Linked DNA regions of Homo sapiens: region 2 is linked to region 1. The links are chromatin contacts, found by Hi-C or POLR2A ChIA-PET in ENCODE. All regions are on one chromosome and are shown on one strand. The core of a region is the stretch at or near the end of the contact, and the rest is flanking DNA. Distances in the headings are between cores, read along the strand shown.

Region 1 (7,772 bases), core at 3,156-5,655:
CCCCTTTCAAATGTTTCCCCTAGTAAACATACTAGACAACTGAAACTCACCTTTCCCAAAGAGGAATTGTAATTTCTCTTACCAGTCTGATTGTTTCCCAGTCTTTCCCTATTTCCATAAATGCCACTGTCTGGCTCTGTTCCTACCTTTAGGTTCTATAGTAGAGTCTTGTGCCCTATACAACAAATTCTCCCTTTTTGTTGAAGCTAGCTTGACTTGTCAACTGGAGAAGGGTGTTCAGAAGCTTATTTTGAACAAACAGAGAAATATAAAGAAGAAAGCAAAAAGTATAATGGAGAAATTCTATCACCTAGAGAAAATGTAAACATTGTATTGATCTGCTTTCCGGGCAATTTAACTTGAATTGGATAATTCATACTCTGTTCTGTAACATTTCATTTTTAAAAATCACAATAAATGGAGAGCATCTTTCCAATGTCATAGTCTTAAATAGATCTATACAGATTTCATAGCATGCCTATTTTAAGAAAGCTGAATAATCACCCCAAAGTTTAAGTACTTTCGCATGTTAGACCTAGGATTACAAGTAAATCTCAGGCCAGGCACGGTGGCTCACGTTTATAATCCCAACACTTTGGGAGGCTGAGGCGGATGGATCACCTGCGGCCAGGAGTTCGAGACTAGCCCAGCCACATGACAAAAGTTAGCTGGGCATGGTGACAGGCGCCTGTAATCCGGCTACTCGGGAGGCTGAGGCAGGAGAATCGCTTCAACCCGGCAGGTGGAGATTGCAGTGAGCCAAGATCGTGCCACTGCACTCCACTCCAGCCTGGGCAAAGCAGAGTGAGACTCTGTCTAAAAAAAAAAAAAAAGTAAATCTGCATTTAGTTTACAAGTAAATCTCCATTTGAAGTACCATATATAGGGGCTGGGCACAGTGGCTCATGCCTGTAATCCCAGCACTTTGGGAGGCCGAGGCGGGCAGATCACAAGGTCAGGAGTTTGAGACCAGCCTGGCTAACATGGCGAAACCCCATTTCTACTAAAAATACAAAAATTAGCTGGGTGTAGTGGCTCATGCCTGTAGTCCCAGCTGCTCTGGAGGCTGAAGCAGGAGAATCGCTTGAGCACAGGAGGCGGAGATTGCAGTGAGCCAAGATTACACCATTGCACTCCAGCCTGGGCGACAGTGTGAGACAGCTTCTCAAAAAATAATAATAATAAATAAAATAAATAGAGTAGCATCTACAGGTTTACTTAGTCACCCACCTTCCTAGTTTCCTACTGTAGAAAAGTAATGTGAAGGAAAAGGAAAGGTGACTGCATCATAAGCTTGGTCCTCTGGACCTGAAGCCATTTGCAAAAATGGAGCTGTAGTAGAAGGGATGCTGTTGTTCTTAATATCTGGGCCCAGAGCACATTGACGCACCACCAATGCTATATGGCACTATGGAGCAATTGAAAAGTATCATTAAAACTGAAGTCACAGAAGCTCTAAGAATGAAATGGAGTTTATTGGAATGCTAGAGAAGAAAAGCCAGTTGAGACTGTCAGTGAAGGCGTGTTGAACATCCAGTGGCCAGATTTAATTTCTCAGGAATGAAAAAGTGGAATGTAGGCCGGGCACAGTGGCTCACGCCTGTAATCCCAGCACTTTGGGAGGCCGAGATGGGTGGATCACAAGGTCAGGAGATCAAGACTATCCTGGCTAACGTGGTGAAACTCCATCTCTACTACAAAATACAAAAAATTAGCCGGGTGTGGTGGCACGCGCCTGTAGTCCCAGCTACTGGGGAGGCTGAGGCAGGAGAATGGCGTGAACCTGGGAGGCGGAGCTTGCTGTGAGCCGAGATCACGCCACTGCACTCCAGCCTGGGAGACAGAGCGAGACTCTGTCTCAAAAAAAAAAAAAAAAAAAAAATGGAATGTAGATTCTAAAAGGGTTTATCAATTGTTTTGAACTCAACAGGATGAAAGACTGAAGAAACTTCCACCCGGCGTGGTGGCTCACGCCTGTAATCCCAGCACTATGGGAGGCTGAGGCGGGCTGATCATGAGGTCAGGAGATCGAGACCATCCTGGTCAACATAGTGAAACCCCGTCTCTACTAAAATACAAAAAAATTAGCCAGGCATGGTGGTGCGTGCCTGTAGTCCCAGGTACTCAGGAGGCTGAGGCAGGGGAATTGCTTGAACCTGGGAGGCAGAGATTGCAGTGAGGTGAGATCACGCCACTGCACTCCAGCCGGGTGACAGAGCAAGACTCCGTCTTAAAAAAAAAAAAATTTCCTTGCAGTGATATTCAGAATTGCAGTGCACTTGGACAAGTATAGGTTAGTGAGGGTGAAGAACCCTTTACTAGTGATAGATGGATAGACGTATAAAGCCAGCTTGATGACATCAGCAATTAAAATTTTCTTTTCCTCTTTTTTCGAGACAGAGTATCACATTGTTGCCTGGGCTGGAGTGCAATGTTGCAATCTCAGTTTACTGCAACCTCCGCTTCCCGGGTTCAAGCGATTCTCCTGTCTCAGCCTCCAGAGTAGCTGGGATTACAGGCACCTGCCACCATGCCCAGCTAATTTTTTGTATTTTTTAGTAGAGACAAGATTTCACAATTTTGGCCAGGCTGGTCTCGAACTCCGGACCTTGGGATCCGCCAGCCTCGGTCTCCCAACGTGCTGGGATTACAGGCATGAGCCACCCTGCCCAGACTTCTTTTTTTTCTTTTTTACACTCTGTATCACTGGGCAAGCATTTAAAATTTTGTAGCCAGTTCCCCTTACTCTGATTATTATTATTATTATTATTATTATTATTATTTATTTTTTTTTTTTTTGAGACAAGGTCTCACTCTGTTGCCCAGGCTGGAGTACAGCGGTATGCTCTCGCCTCACTGCAACCTCTGCCTCCAGGGTTCAAGCAATTCTCATGTCTCAGCCCCCCAGGCAGCTGCAATTACAGGCGCAAGCCGCCACGCCCAGCTAATTTTTCTATTCTTAGTAGAGACAGGGTTTTGCCATGTTGGCCAGACTGGTCTTGAACTCCTGATCTCAAGTGATCCACCCGCCTCAGCCTCCCAAAATGCTGAGATTACAGGTGTGAGCCAACACGCCTGGGCCAAGAGTAGATTTTTAAGTGTTCTCATCAAACACAAAAAATTGATGAGCATATGAGGTAATACATATTTTAATTAGCCCAAGATTGGGCAGGTGTGGTGGCTCACGCCCGTAATCCCAGCACTTTGGGAGGCCAAGGCGGGCAGATCACAAGATCAAGAGATCAAGACCATCCTGGCCGTGGCCAACATGGTAAAACCCTGTCTCTACTAAAAATGCAAAAATTAGCTGGGCATGGTGGTGCGCACCTGTAGTCCCAGCTACTCGGGAGGTTGAGGCAGGAGAATTGTTTGAACCCAGGAGGCAGAGGTTGCAGTGAGCCGAGATTGAGCCACTGCACTCCAGCCTCACGAGAGAGAGAGATTCTGTCTCAAAAAAAAAAAAAAGAAAAGCCCAAGGTAGCCATTTTCCACTCTCTCTATATATATATTTCAAAGCAACAAATTTTACACAATAAATATATACAATTTCAAATTGTCAATTAAAAATTAATTAATTTGAAAAGGAGTTTTATTCATTCTGCAGATAGTGGATACATTTCTGAGCAAAAGAGCAATATAATTAGAGCTATGGAAGAGCATTAGGAAGATTCATCTACTATTAGTGATTTGGAAATTGGGGAGAGAACAGTGTTAAGAGGATATTGCTATAGTTCAGGCAAGAAGTCTTGAACTAGGGAAGGAGGGGGGTGGGGGATGGAAGAATAGGATGGATCATGAAGACACTGAGGAAGGAGAATCAAAAGATGTGACAACTGGTTGGACGTGAGATAGAGTTAAGAGGGTGACAGGATTAAAGATGACTTGGTAATGTTGTGCTGGATGCCTGGGAGACTGGTGGTACAATAGAAAATGAATAAACCAGGCCAGGCGCGGTGGCTCATGCCAGTAATCCCAGCACTTTGGGAGGCCGAGGCGGGTGAATCACCTGAGGTCAGGAGTTCAAGACCAGCCTGGCAAACATGGTGAAACCCCGTCTCTACTAAAAACACAAAAATTAGCCGGGCAATGGTGGCGCATGCCTGTAGTCCCCAGCTACTTGGGAGGCTGAGGCAGGAGAATCGCTTGAACCTGGGAGGCAGAGGTTGCAGTGAGCAGAGATAGTGCCGGTGCACTCCAGCCTGGGCGACAGAGTAAGACTCTGTCTCAAAAAAAAAAAAAAAAAAAAGAATAAACTTATTTCATTCTTCTCAAAAACACCCCTAGGGAAGACATAGGAAACTATAAATATGCATCAGATAGAAACTTACAGTTCTTGCTTGCTCCAGATAGCTGTCGCTAATTCTTTTCTCTCAATGTTCTGGTGTCCTTTAGTACTCTAGGTTCCAATAAGCTTGTCCTTCTGGCTTGTTAAAAGAGGAGCTAATCCAGTTCTGTTTAGCTTTTAAGATGTTAACTCTTTGTAGATCAGAGTGTGTGAAGGCTGTGCTTTTTCTCTATGCATGTTTGACTTGGAGAAAGAGCAGCTTAAAGGGTCCTTAACAGATCCACTTCTCAACTAAAACTAAAGCTGAGAACACATTTGCGGGATTTGAGATTAAAAGAAATTTGTTGGTATTCAGAGGATGATCTTTAAATCTTTTATTTATTTATTTATTTATTTTGAGACAGAGTTTCACTCTTGTTGCCCAGGCTGGAGTGCAATGGCGCGATCTCGGCTCACCGCAACCTCTGCCTCCCAGGTTCAAGCAATTCTCCTGCCTCAGCCTCCCGAGTAGCTGGGATTACAGGCATGCACCACCACAGCCAGCTCACTTTGTATTTTTAGTAGAGATGGAGTTTCTCAATGTTGAGGCTGGTCTCGAACTCCTGACCTCAGGTGATCTGCCCGCCTTGGCCTCCCAAAGTGCTGGGATTACAGGCTTGAGCCACCGCGCCCGGCCGATATTCTTTAAATCTTTATCTGAAGGGCAACAACAGTGGGAGTTGTTCTGAAGCCCTGAGATCCCTTTGAAGAGAACAAACACTGCACCGTTGGTGGGATCAACATGCCTATTCAGTCCACATGTGCCAGTGCTTTCGAGTAAGAGAATGTATATCTTCCATTTCACCGTGACCACCGTTTTGAAACCAAACTTTGGGATGTAATTATGAAGCAATAGGATTTGATATAAGAAAATTAAATGTTCTTAAAAATTCTGCAAGGCTGGTCACTGCATTCATATTATATATTAAGTGGAATACGGTCTCAATTGTTACATAAAATCCTCTTTATTTATTTATTTATTTTGAGATGCAGTTTCGCTCTTGTTACCTAGGCAGGAGTGCAATGGTGCGATCTCGGCTCACTGCAACCTCTGCCTCCCGGGTTCAAGCAATTCTCCTGCCTCAGCCTCCTGAGTAGCTGGGATTACAGGCATGCGCCACCACGCCCAGCTAATTTTGTATTTTTACTAGAGACAAGGTTTCTCCATGTTGGTCAGGCTGGTCTCGAACTCCCGACCTCAGGTGATCCACCTACCTTGGCCTCCCAAAGTGCTGGGATTACAGGCCTGAGCCACCACGACTGGCCTAAATCCTCTCTTTAATGCACTGAATGGGTGCATTGAGAAAGCTCCATTCTGGTTATTGGCATGAGGTTCGGGGATTTCCAGGAGGATGAACACATAGTTAATGGGCCCCATGTGACTTCCTCTAAATCCCATGAAATAATAAAATAAAATAAAATAAAATAAAGCTAGGGAGACAATTAGGAAGTAGAGAAAGTATCCAGGACACATACATTTCCCAGTGAAGAGAGGAAAATTCAATATAATATTTTACCAGGTTTAAATGACAGATTTATAAAATTTAAAAGCTGGGCTTTTATGCACTTAAGGTTGCTTCTTGCCCAAGCTATTTCTTGATAAATCTGGGATTTTCTGTCCTTTTTTAAGATGCTCTAGCCAGAGACAGTGCAGGACAAAATTAATTTTGAAGTAAGCCAAGTTTGTGTTTGATAATCGTGTTCTCTTTTCTGAACCTCTGACTTTTGTTAATTTTTTTTTTTTTTTTTTTTTGAGACGGAGTTTTGCTCTTGTTGCCCAGGCTGGTGTGCAATGGCACAATCTTGGCTCACTGCAACCTCTGCCTCCCGGGTTCAAGAGATTCTCCTGCCTCAGTCTCCCTAGTGGCTGGGATTACAGGCACCCGCCACCACACCCAGCTAATTTTTTGTATTTTTAGTAGAGATGAGGTTTCACTATGTTGGCCTGGCTGGTCTTGACCTCCTGACCTCAGGTGATTCACCCGCCTTAGCCTCCCACAGTGCTGGTATTACAGGCGTGAGCCACCATTCCCGGCTGACTTTTGTTAATTTTTAAAACATCTCCTACCTCTTTCAGGCAACCAGTTTCCCTTAACATTCTCATTACATCTTGGAGTGAATTTACGTGATACTTTTTCCACTAGGCTTAATGTACTTCTCAATGTAGACAGTAAGACTTTGTTCTGTGTTAAAGAAATTTCAGGCCGGGCACGGTGGCTCACACCTGCAATCCCAGCACTTTGGGAGGCTGAGGTGGGTGGATCACCTGAGGTCAAGAATTCGAGACCAGCCTGACCAACATGGTGAAATCCCATCTCTACTAAAAATACAAACATTAGCTGGGCGTGGTGGCAGGCACCTGTAATCCCAGCTACTCACCAGGCTGAGGCAGTGAGAATCACTTGAACCCCAGAGGCGGAGGTTGCAGTGAGCCGAGACTGCACCATTGCACTCCAGCCTGGGCAACAAGAGCAAAACTCCATCTCAAAAAAAAACAAAAAGAAATTTCAGTCATTGGCCAGGCTTGGTGGCTCACACCTGTAATCCCAGAACTTTGGGAGGCCGAAGTGGGTGGATCACCTAAGGTCAGGAGTTTGAAACCAGCCTGGCCAACATGGTGAAACCCTGTCTCTACTAAAGATACAAAAACAATTAGCTGCGCGTGGTTGTGAGTGCCTGTAATCCCAGCTACTCTGGAGGCTGAAGCAGGAGAATCACTTGAACCGGGGAGGCGGAGGTTGCAGTGAGCCGAGATTGCGCCACTGCACTCCAGCCTGGGCGACAGAGCAGAACTCTGTCTCAAAAAAAAAAAAAAAAAACAGAAATTTCAGGTCAGGTGCTGTGGCTCATGCCTATAATCCCTGCACTTTGGGAGGCCGAGGTGGGCGAATCATGGAGGTGGAGGTTGCAGTGAACCGAGATCTTGCCACTGCACCCCAGCCTGGGCAACGAAGCGAGACTCCAGCTCAAAAAAAAAAAAAAAAAGTTAAAATACAAAGGTCCCCTGAGGCCTGGCATGGTGGCTCGCATCTGTAATCCTAGCACTTTGGGAGGTTAAGGCAGCCAATGACTTGAGGCCAGGAATTCAAGACCAGCCTGACCAACATGGCAGAATCTGTCTTACTAAAAATACAAAGAAATTAGCCAGACGTGGTGGCGCATACTTGTAATCCCAGCTATCCGGGAGGGTGAGGTGGGAAGATGGATTAGATCCGGGCAGTGGAGGGTGCGGTGAGCCGAGATGGCGCCACTGCAATCCAGCCTGGGCAACAGAGGGAGACCCTGTAAAAAAAAAAAAAAAAAAAAAAAGGCCAGGTGCGGTGGCTCACTCCTGTAATCCCAGCACTTTGGGAGGTTGAGGCGAGTGGACCATGATGTCAGGAGATTGAGACCATCCTGGCCAACATGGTGAAACCCCGTCTCTACTAAAAATACAAAAATTAGCTGG
Region 2 (7,772 bases), core at 1,470-3,969, 2.3 Mb before region 1:
TGTTTCCAAAGAGAGAGTTGGCAAATGTGAATTAAAAGTAGCATCCCCACCCCATTCCCAATCATGAAACTACAATTGAATTGGTCATAACCGTATATATACAATGGCCGCAAATAAGGAGTTCATAAATCAATACCAGACCCATTCTAAACACCTATCCCAAGCCAGGTAATTATTAATACAACGAAGGCAGCATTGGCCATGTGGGCCAAAAGGCCAAAGGAGGGAGAAGTTACTGCTGCCCAGATCTTGATGTAAAGAACCCTGTGAGGGATGGCCTTGACATCTGACTCTCCATTGTTGAAAGACTCCAGAGGTATCTAGAAGAGGGGGAGGCAAGAGATGTAAAACTCACCACAACTCTCAGAGCAAAATCTGCAGAAAGAGGAGGTCTAAATACACAGAAGCTATAGAAAACAAACATGCACCCAATCAGGAATCACGAGGTGAAGGGCCAAAAAGCCCCTGAATGGGTTGAGAAATCTACAAAAGAAGACAGGGGAGAGAGCTGGGAGTGCTGGAGGACAGTCTGGCTATAATAAGCAAGGCCAGGGCAGCTAAAGAAGGGGCTGGTGGGCGGGGGGCCTGAAGGAAGGACAGTGGTGGCTGTTGCACTGTCAGCCACCGCCACGGAGTTGGGCAGCTCATATTTTGCAGCAAGCGACAGGCTGTCGACACAGTGGTCCTTTACCTCACCGTTAGAAACTCATTTCATTGATTTTTCCATCTTTCTTCTCGAGCTCCTCACACTAAGCTCGGTCAGCCCACCACCCACTTTCCCAGAGCCCCTTGCCTCTCTGGGGAAAGTCCTAGGGAACTGCCTGCCCATCCCTCCTCCCCAGGCTGGCAAGGCAGGGGTGAAAGATTTAGAAGTAACTTCCAGCCCCGTAGGGTAATCCCATGGGCTCTCAGTGGCTTCCTCATGTAGGAACTAGTCCAGAGACCAGGGTCCTCATGTGCAGTTGTTAAGGGGTGACAGGGCTGAGGTCCACCCACAGTCCTGTCACCAAGCTGTACCACTGGCATGGGGGCTGCATACACCTGGAGGAAGATATATTTTTCTAATTTCTACTGAGATGCTCAGCACCCCTCAGCATTTTTTACCCCAAAGTCTAATGAGAGAACAGGAGCCCTCTTTCTGTATTTGGCAGGAACACAGGATTACATCAAAGCTAAAGTTCAGGCCTTGGAATTCCCAGCAGGACCATCAACTGGAATGTCGCATGCACAGGGGCCTGTGCAATCAGAAAGACATGAATGTTCCAGGGTGTGCAAGACCTCTCTGCAGAGCAGTTTATGCATGGAGAGTCTGGTCCTGTGGAGCACGTTGATGTGCAAAGTCAGTGGGGCAGAATGGGTGTAGGCAGGAATTTAACTTCATGTATGCACATTTCCCTAGTGCCTCCTCCAGTCATAGCTAACTGCCCTGGACCTCTCCCTTTGGGGCTGGGCTTGGGCTAGAGGTCAAGAGTCAATTACCAGTCATTTGGCTTCTCAGTGAAGGAGGGCAGAGGGTGGGCCAAGAGTGTTAGATTGTGTTTCCCCGAGGACCTGATGGGGTAAACGCCATTTCCATCCTCAGATTTTTCATTCCTTGTTTTGTGATGCCCTTTTCTTTCCCTAATCTCAAGCCTCTGTCTTCTTTATTCCTGGGCCATGGGCATGGGTCTAGATTTTGCTGCTTCTCTTGCCTCCATCACAGTTGTCTGCATTTCCCCCCAGCCATCTCTGTGTTCTGTATCAGTGGTCTGCTTGGGCCACAGATGCCTTTCTTCTCATCTCCAGCTTCTTCAGGCTATGTGGTTTCCACAAACCTACAGATAAATCCTGCTGCTTTAGGGAAAGAAGTGCACTTGAAATTAGAGAGAAGGCCAGGGAAGGATGAGAAAGAGGTTCTGGAAAGATTAGGCAGGGAGAAGTTGGGAGAGAGTATGACAGAGATAGGAGTCAAAGGTGAAAAACCCATGACTTGGAGATGGGAGAGAGCACAGAGAGATGGCCACAATTTAAATGAGAAAGGAAGGAGTGCAGTAGGCTGTGAGGACTAAGAAATTGGAGAGCAAACAGGAAGCCTGACCCCTCCGCAGGGAAATGAAGACAGCTGAGGAGGGCGGACGAGTGGTTGTGTAAGAAGTAGGGCTGAAAAGCCAGGCCATGGTCTCGGCCTGCGTGTCAGTCCTGAGTTCAAGCAGTGCTGGCTTTGACCCTTATGGGAGGAACTGAAGTGGCAAATTAACGACGATAATGAAGTCACTGCTCCTTGTTTGTCTTTGCTGGTTTCCCCTTGAGATTTGTCCTTTGGCCAGACAGGGCAATGTGGGGGAGGGGAGGAACTGGAGCCGTGAAGGGCGGGGGAGAGGGAAGGAAAAGAGGATGGAGAAATGGCAATGTGGAGGACAAATTGACTAGAGGAGAAAAAAGGGAGGGTGATGAGTGAAGAGAAGAGGAGCCCAGAATCGAAGAGAGAAGCGGGAAGGGAGACATGAAAGGAGAATGAAAGAGGAGAGGGGTGCAGAAAAACGGCCAGGGAAAAGAACAATGGGGGACAGGAAAGGGAAACCTGGTAGGAGGAGCAGAAAAAAAAGGTGGGAGAAGGAGAAGTGGAATGGAGAAATGGCGAGCCGGAGGGAAAGAACGTGGCCAGGGCTGCAAAAGCTGCAGCTGGCAGGGCCAGTGGGCGGGGCCTCATCTCCATCTCTAATGGCTGTGAAATGAGGTTAGCGCCATTAGAGGCAGCGAGAGTGTAACGAGATCACACTCATTAGGGCTGGGCCATCCCAGTAATTACCACCACCCTAAACACGCCCGCGCCAGCCGGGCCAACCACATACGGGCTCACAGCAACACACTGAACAGGATACCCTACTACTGAAAGGGAAGCACAGGGCCCACACACGTGTACATGGAGGGCCTGGGAAAATCCAGCCAGGGAGAACAAGCACCTTCACCAACCCCAAAGAAGTACTGGGACAGGGCTACAGCCAGGTTACCAGCTGCCCCACATACAATCAAAAAACAACATACACATACCCCAACACAGGAAATAAGGCATATGGATGAATAATTATTCCATTTCCATTTATTGATACACCCAAAGTGCCAATCTCAATGATGATCCTCTCAATGGACTCAACTCCATGAGTTCCCCATTCCCTTTTTTTTTTTTTTTTTCTGTTTTCTGTTTCTGATGTGTTTGTTTTTAGACAGGGTCTCACTCTGTCACCCAGGCTGGAGTGCAGTGGTGCAATCTCGGCTCACTACAACCTCTGCTTCCCGGGTTCAAGCGATTCTTCTGCCTCAGCCTCCTGAGTAGCTGGGATTACAGGTGCATGCCACCACGCCCGGCTCATTTTTTTTGTATTTTTAGTAGAGACAGGGTTTCACCGTGTTGGCCAGGCTGGTCTCAAGCTCCTGACCTCCAATGATCCACCCACCTCGGCCTCCCAAAGTGCTGGAATTATAGGCGCGTGCCCGGCCTGCCCCATTCTCTATATGAAGAGACTAAATTGAGACTTTACGCAACTTACCTGAGGTCATTTACATATTAAGAAACAGAACTAGAATTTGATTCCAGGTCTGTCTGACTCTAAAGGCTATTTTTTTTTGTTTTTTGAGACAGGGTCTCCCTCTGTTGGAGGGAGAGTGCTTGTCTGATGAAGTTCATATGCTAATATGGATACACATGTGTAGACCTTCAACTTTAAGAGATGTTGTCACAAATGGGTACACATATCATTCAAAGAACACTACCCGCCATTATCTATCCCTTCCCTCCTGTTCCCACTCCCTCCCTCCCGCTCCTTCCCTTCCTTCACACAGGGCATGGCCAGTGCCCCTGCATGGACTGCAGTGTGAATGACGCACCCTGGAGTTGCGCAAAGCAGTGCTCCTCTTCTGGTCCATCTTATACTAAGAAACAAACCAAATGGAAGACAGCCATCTAGCACCTTCAGGCGGAACATGATAGCACATATGCTCAAGGTGACACACAGAGTAATACAATCAGACTCAAAAGACCTCATTCAAAATGCATACCAGCCAGAGTTCAGAAGCTTACAAATTAACCCAAGAGCAGAGGTACTGACATCAGGCTACCTGAGTTCCAATCTCAACTCTACTTCTTTTTAAGCAGGAGATCTTAAAAATTACTTAACCCATCTAAATCAGTCTCCATGTTTGTAAAATAGGAATGAATAGCTACATCTATTGCATCAGATTGAAGTGGAGGATTAGGTGATGTGATACTTGCCGAGGGCCTAGCACGGTGCCTGGCCCATGGCAAACATTTAAAGATGTTAGCTATTTACTATTATTACAATTAGTTTTTGTTGTAATACTATTTAAATGCAGTCATTACATCACACAGGTTCACAGAATAAAATAACCAGAAAGACTTATTTACATACACGGTCACTCAGAATGTTTTCCTTCCAGCCGGGCGCAGTGGCTCACGCCTGTAATCCCAGGCCAAGGTGGGCGGGTCAGGTAGTCAGGAGATAGAGACCATCCTGGACAACATGGTGAAACCCTGTCTCTACTAAAATACAAAAAATTAGCTGCTTGTGGTGGTACGCGCCTGTAATCCCAGCTACTCGGGAGGCTGAGGCAGGGGAATTGCTTGAACCCAGGAGACAGAGATTGCCGTGAGCTGAGATCACACCACTGCACTTCAGCCTGGCAACAGAGACACCATCTCCAAAAAAAAAAAAGAATGTTTTCCTACCAAGTTCTGGGAGACCAAATTCTTCAGCGGTCCCCCATGCAAGGATCAGATAGGATCCTGATTCTGAATTTAAGGGGACAACTCCCTGAGTGCTCATACAGAAGAAGGGTTCCGAGCTGGTTCGTGGTTGTCTAAGCCTGTGGTATGTAGAACGAGAGAACCACATCTAGCAGGATGTGAGTCTCTCCAGTGTACTATAAAATCACATAGATCTGTGCAGCAGAGCAGCTCCACACTGCTGTCCTAACACATCCAACACTTTCCAAGTCATCAAGGGAGATGCCTCCTCTCCTGGACACCCACCCCCATCAGTAGCAGACACTCTGCAGCACACCTCAGCAAATCCATGCAAATGTGAACGTGTGTGGTTTCAGCCTACCGCTTCCCTTCTCCTCCTGTCTGCTCCCTACCACCCCCATCTTCTTCCTGAGCCTACCCTTTTCTCCTCACACCTCACCCAATCTACTCATGCCCACCTTAAGCATCTTGCAAAGTGCAAGAGACAGCCTCCTTGCCACCTCCTTCTCACTGGGGACAGGCCACCATCCCAATCTGGTGCCAGAGCTGGGAGGCCTGGAAAAGATTCAATATATGCAAATCAAGACCTAGCTTCATCTTCCTCTTCACTTCCTTACCTCTCCCTCTCTCCTTCCCTTCTTCCTCCCTCCTCTTCTCTGCCTTAGCGATCTTTCTTTGCCCTTTACAACACTCCTTTTCCTGCTTGTCTCATTCCCTGCCATACTCGTTCTTTCTCTCTCTTTTGGACAAAACTTATTTGCACAAAGTAAGCTCTCCTTAAATATTTATAAAAGGGGAAGGGTCTAGAAGAGATAGGTAGAATTAAAAGGGAAGAATCAAAGTACTGTTTGTTTTCTTTTTAAATATAGAAGGTAAGATTTAGAGATGATAGAATGATAGTTTTAAATGCAGGGATGACTTGGAAAGGATCTTTGGAAAAAAGAAAAAAAGAAGACATGCAGGGAAAGGCCAGAATAGTTTTGATCCACTTATTAGCTGCTTCTGTCCAAATGTGAGCCTGGGCACAATTTCTACTCTTTGCTCTGGAATAATGGGTCTCTCTAGACCCAGCAATCAAGAGGGCTAAGAAGTGAACTCTATGGCTGAGTAGACTAGATTTAAATCCTGGCCGGGTGTGGTGGCTCAGGCCTGTAATCCCAGCACTTTGGGAGGGCGAGGTGGGCAGATCACCTGAGGTTGGGAGTTTGAGACCAGCCTGACCAACATGGAGAAGCTCTGTCTGTACTAAAAATACAAAATTAGCTGGGCGTGGTGGAGCCTGCCTATAGTCTCAGCTACTTGGGAGGCTGAGGCAGGAGAATCGCTTGAACCCAGGGGTGGAGTTTGCAGTGAGCCAAGATCGCACCATTGTACTCCAGCCTGGGCAACAAGAGCGAAACTCCGTCTCAAAAAAAAAAAAAAAAAATCCTGTCCATCTAAGATTCTGCCCTCAGTTGAAAAGGGCAGAGATTAGAGGATGAGTCTTGGTCAAGAAAGGGGTGAACAGAGGCCGGGCGCAGTGGCTCACACCTGTAATCCCAGCACTTGGGGAGGCCAAGGCAGGTGGATCACCTGAGGTCAGGAGTTCGAGACCAGCCTGGCCAACATGGTGAAACCCCGTCTCTACTGAAATACAAAAATTAGCCAGGCCTGGTGGCATGCACCTGTAATCCCAGCTACTCGGGAGGCTATGGCAGGGAGAATCACTTGAACCTGGGAGGTGGAGGTTGCAGTGAGCTGAGATCACACCATTGCACTCCACCCTGGGTGACAGAGCGAGACTCTGTCTCAAAAAAAAAAGAGAGAAAAAAGAAAAAGGGGTGAACAGAAGGAAAGCTGTCAGCCTCTGTGCAAACACCATGCTCCACTCTGTGACGGGAGACAGGAAAGAGAGAAGGAAAAGAACTACCCTCATTGAACACCCAGCAAATGCACTTTACACGTTACCTATCTGGTCTTCACAACTGAGTAAGGAAAATATCATTATTCCCATTTTCCCAGATAAGGAGACTAAGGCTCAATACGTAATTTCCCAGAGTTGCACAGCTAGTGAGTGATGGAGCAAGGATTGAACCTGGCTCTCTGTGTGTGGATCCAAAGCCCATGTTCTTCCATTGCCCTAAAAAATAGAGCTCATCTAGTTATAGTTTATTTGCTGTTTATACCAAACAATCCTCCATACTAGGGGTACACACATCTCATCCTTCCTGTTTCTCTTCCCCTTCTCTCCATGGTCACCTCCTCTTGTAATCAACAGGTTGAGACAAAAAGGGGAGGAAGGCGAGGACAGTGAGTATGGAAGGGTGCAATGCCTGAGGCAACAATTTAAGAGAGGAATTTTTAAAAAAAGGTCCTAAAATTGACTCTAAGGGAAAGTGGGTAGATTAAACAATTAGAAAAGTGAAAGGCAAAACTGTTAGGAAGGTTGGGCTTGGTGGCTCATGCCTGTAATCCCAGCAGTTTGGGAGGCCAAAGCGGGCAGATTGCTTTAGCCCAGGAATCTGAGACCAGCCTGGGCAACATGGCGAAACCTTGTCTCCACAAAAAATACAAAAATTAGCTGGGCGTGGTGGCACATGCCTGTAGTCCCAGCTACTGGGAGGGAGGCTGAGATGGGAGGATCACCTAAGTCTAGGAGGCAGAGTCTGCAGTGAGACAAGATGGTGACACTGCACTCCAGCCTGGGAGACCGAGCGAGACCCTGTCTCAAAAAATGAAAAACAACTGTTTGGAAGGCCCTGATGTGAAAATCATTGTATGCAAACTTGATGGTGCCCTGATAGACTTCACTTCGAAAGACTTTGCCATGGAGTTGGGTTTGGAGAAAAAGGAGTTTTGTTTTTTGGAGGGGAGTTAGGGAGGAAAAAGCCAGTCAGGTCCCATTAGCCCTGCCAACTCCTTGGTGATATTCCCTCTGTAACCACTAGGGAGCAGTAGTGTTTCCTTTCCTCTCTTGGTCAGCCAGAGGTGGGAGGGGGCTGTACCAAAGGGAGCCCTGGTCTTGCTGGGGGATGGGAGGAAGCACCCCTGG

Evidence for each region. A loop is a pair of places that touch in the nucleus more often than their neighbours do. ChIA-PET counts read pairs that join two places held with the same protein, here RNA polymerase II (POLR2A).
Region 2: a loop to region 1 is called in a map of HepG2, with 36 times the contacts of the local background. The contact joins the enhancer-like site here to the promoter of RPGRIP1 in region 1. A Hi-C loop is called at or near these places in 1 of 168 maps with a recorded cell type or tissue (HepG2). POLR2A ChIA-PET finds 5 or more read pairs at or near these places in 1 of 52 experiments (activated B cell).

The regions. Positions count from the first base shown.
Region 1 is chr14:21,276,716-21,284,487 of GRCh38, reverse strand. It overlaps RPGRIP1 (RPGR interacting protein 1), which reads right to left and starts at 4,405. Exons shown (of 25, transcript NM_020366.4): 1 at 4,329-4,405.
Region 2 is chr14:23,539,683-23,547,454 of GRCh38, reverse strand. The region is part of intron 1 of ZFHX2 (zinc finger homeobox 2); the gene reads left to right. It also overlaps a transcript of THTPA not described here. Among named protein-coding and RNA genes, the nearest start is that of ZFHX2, 8.2 kb to the left of the region's middle. RefSeq lists an enhancer at 1,518-2,142. Within about 2 kb of position 2,719, at least 3 of the 41 ENCODE cell types and tissues checked have a DNase peak (open chromatin) inside an H3K27ac peak, as active enhancers do.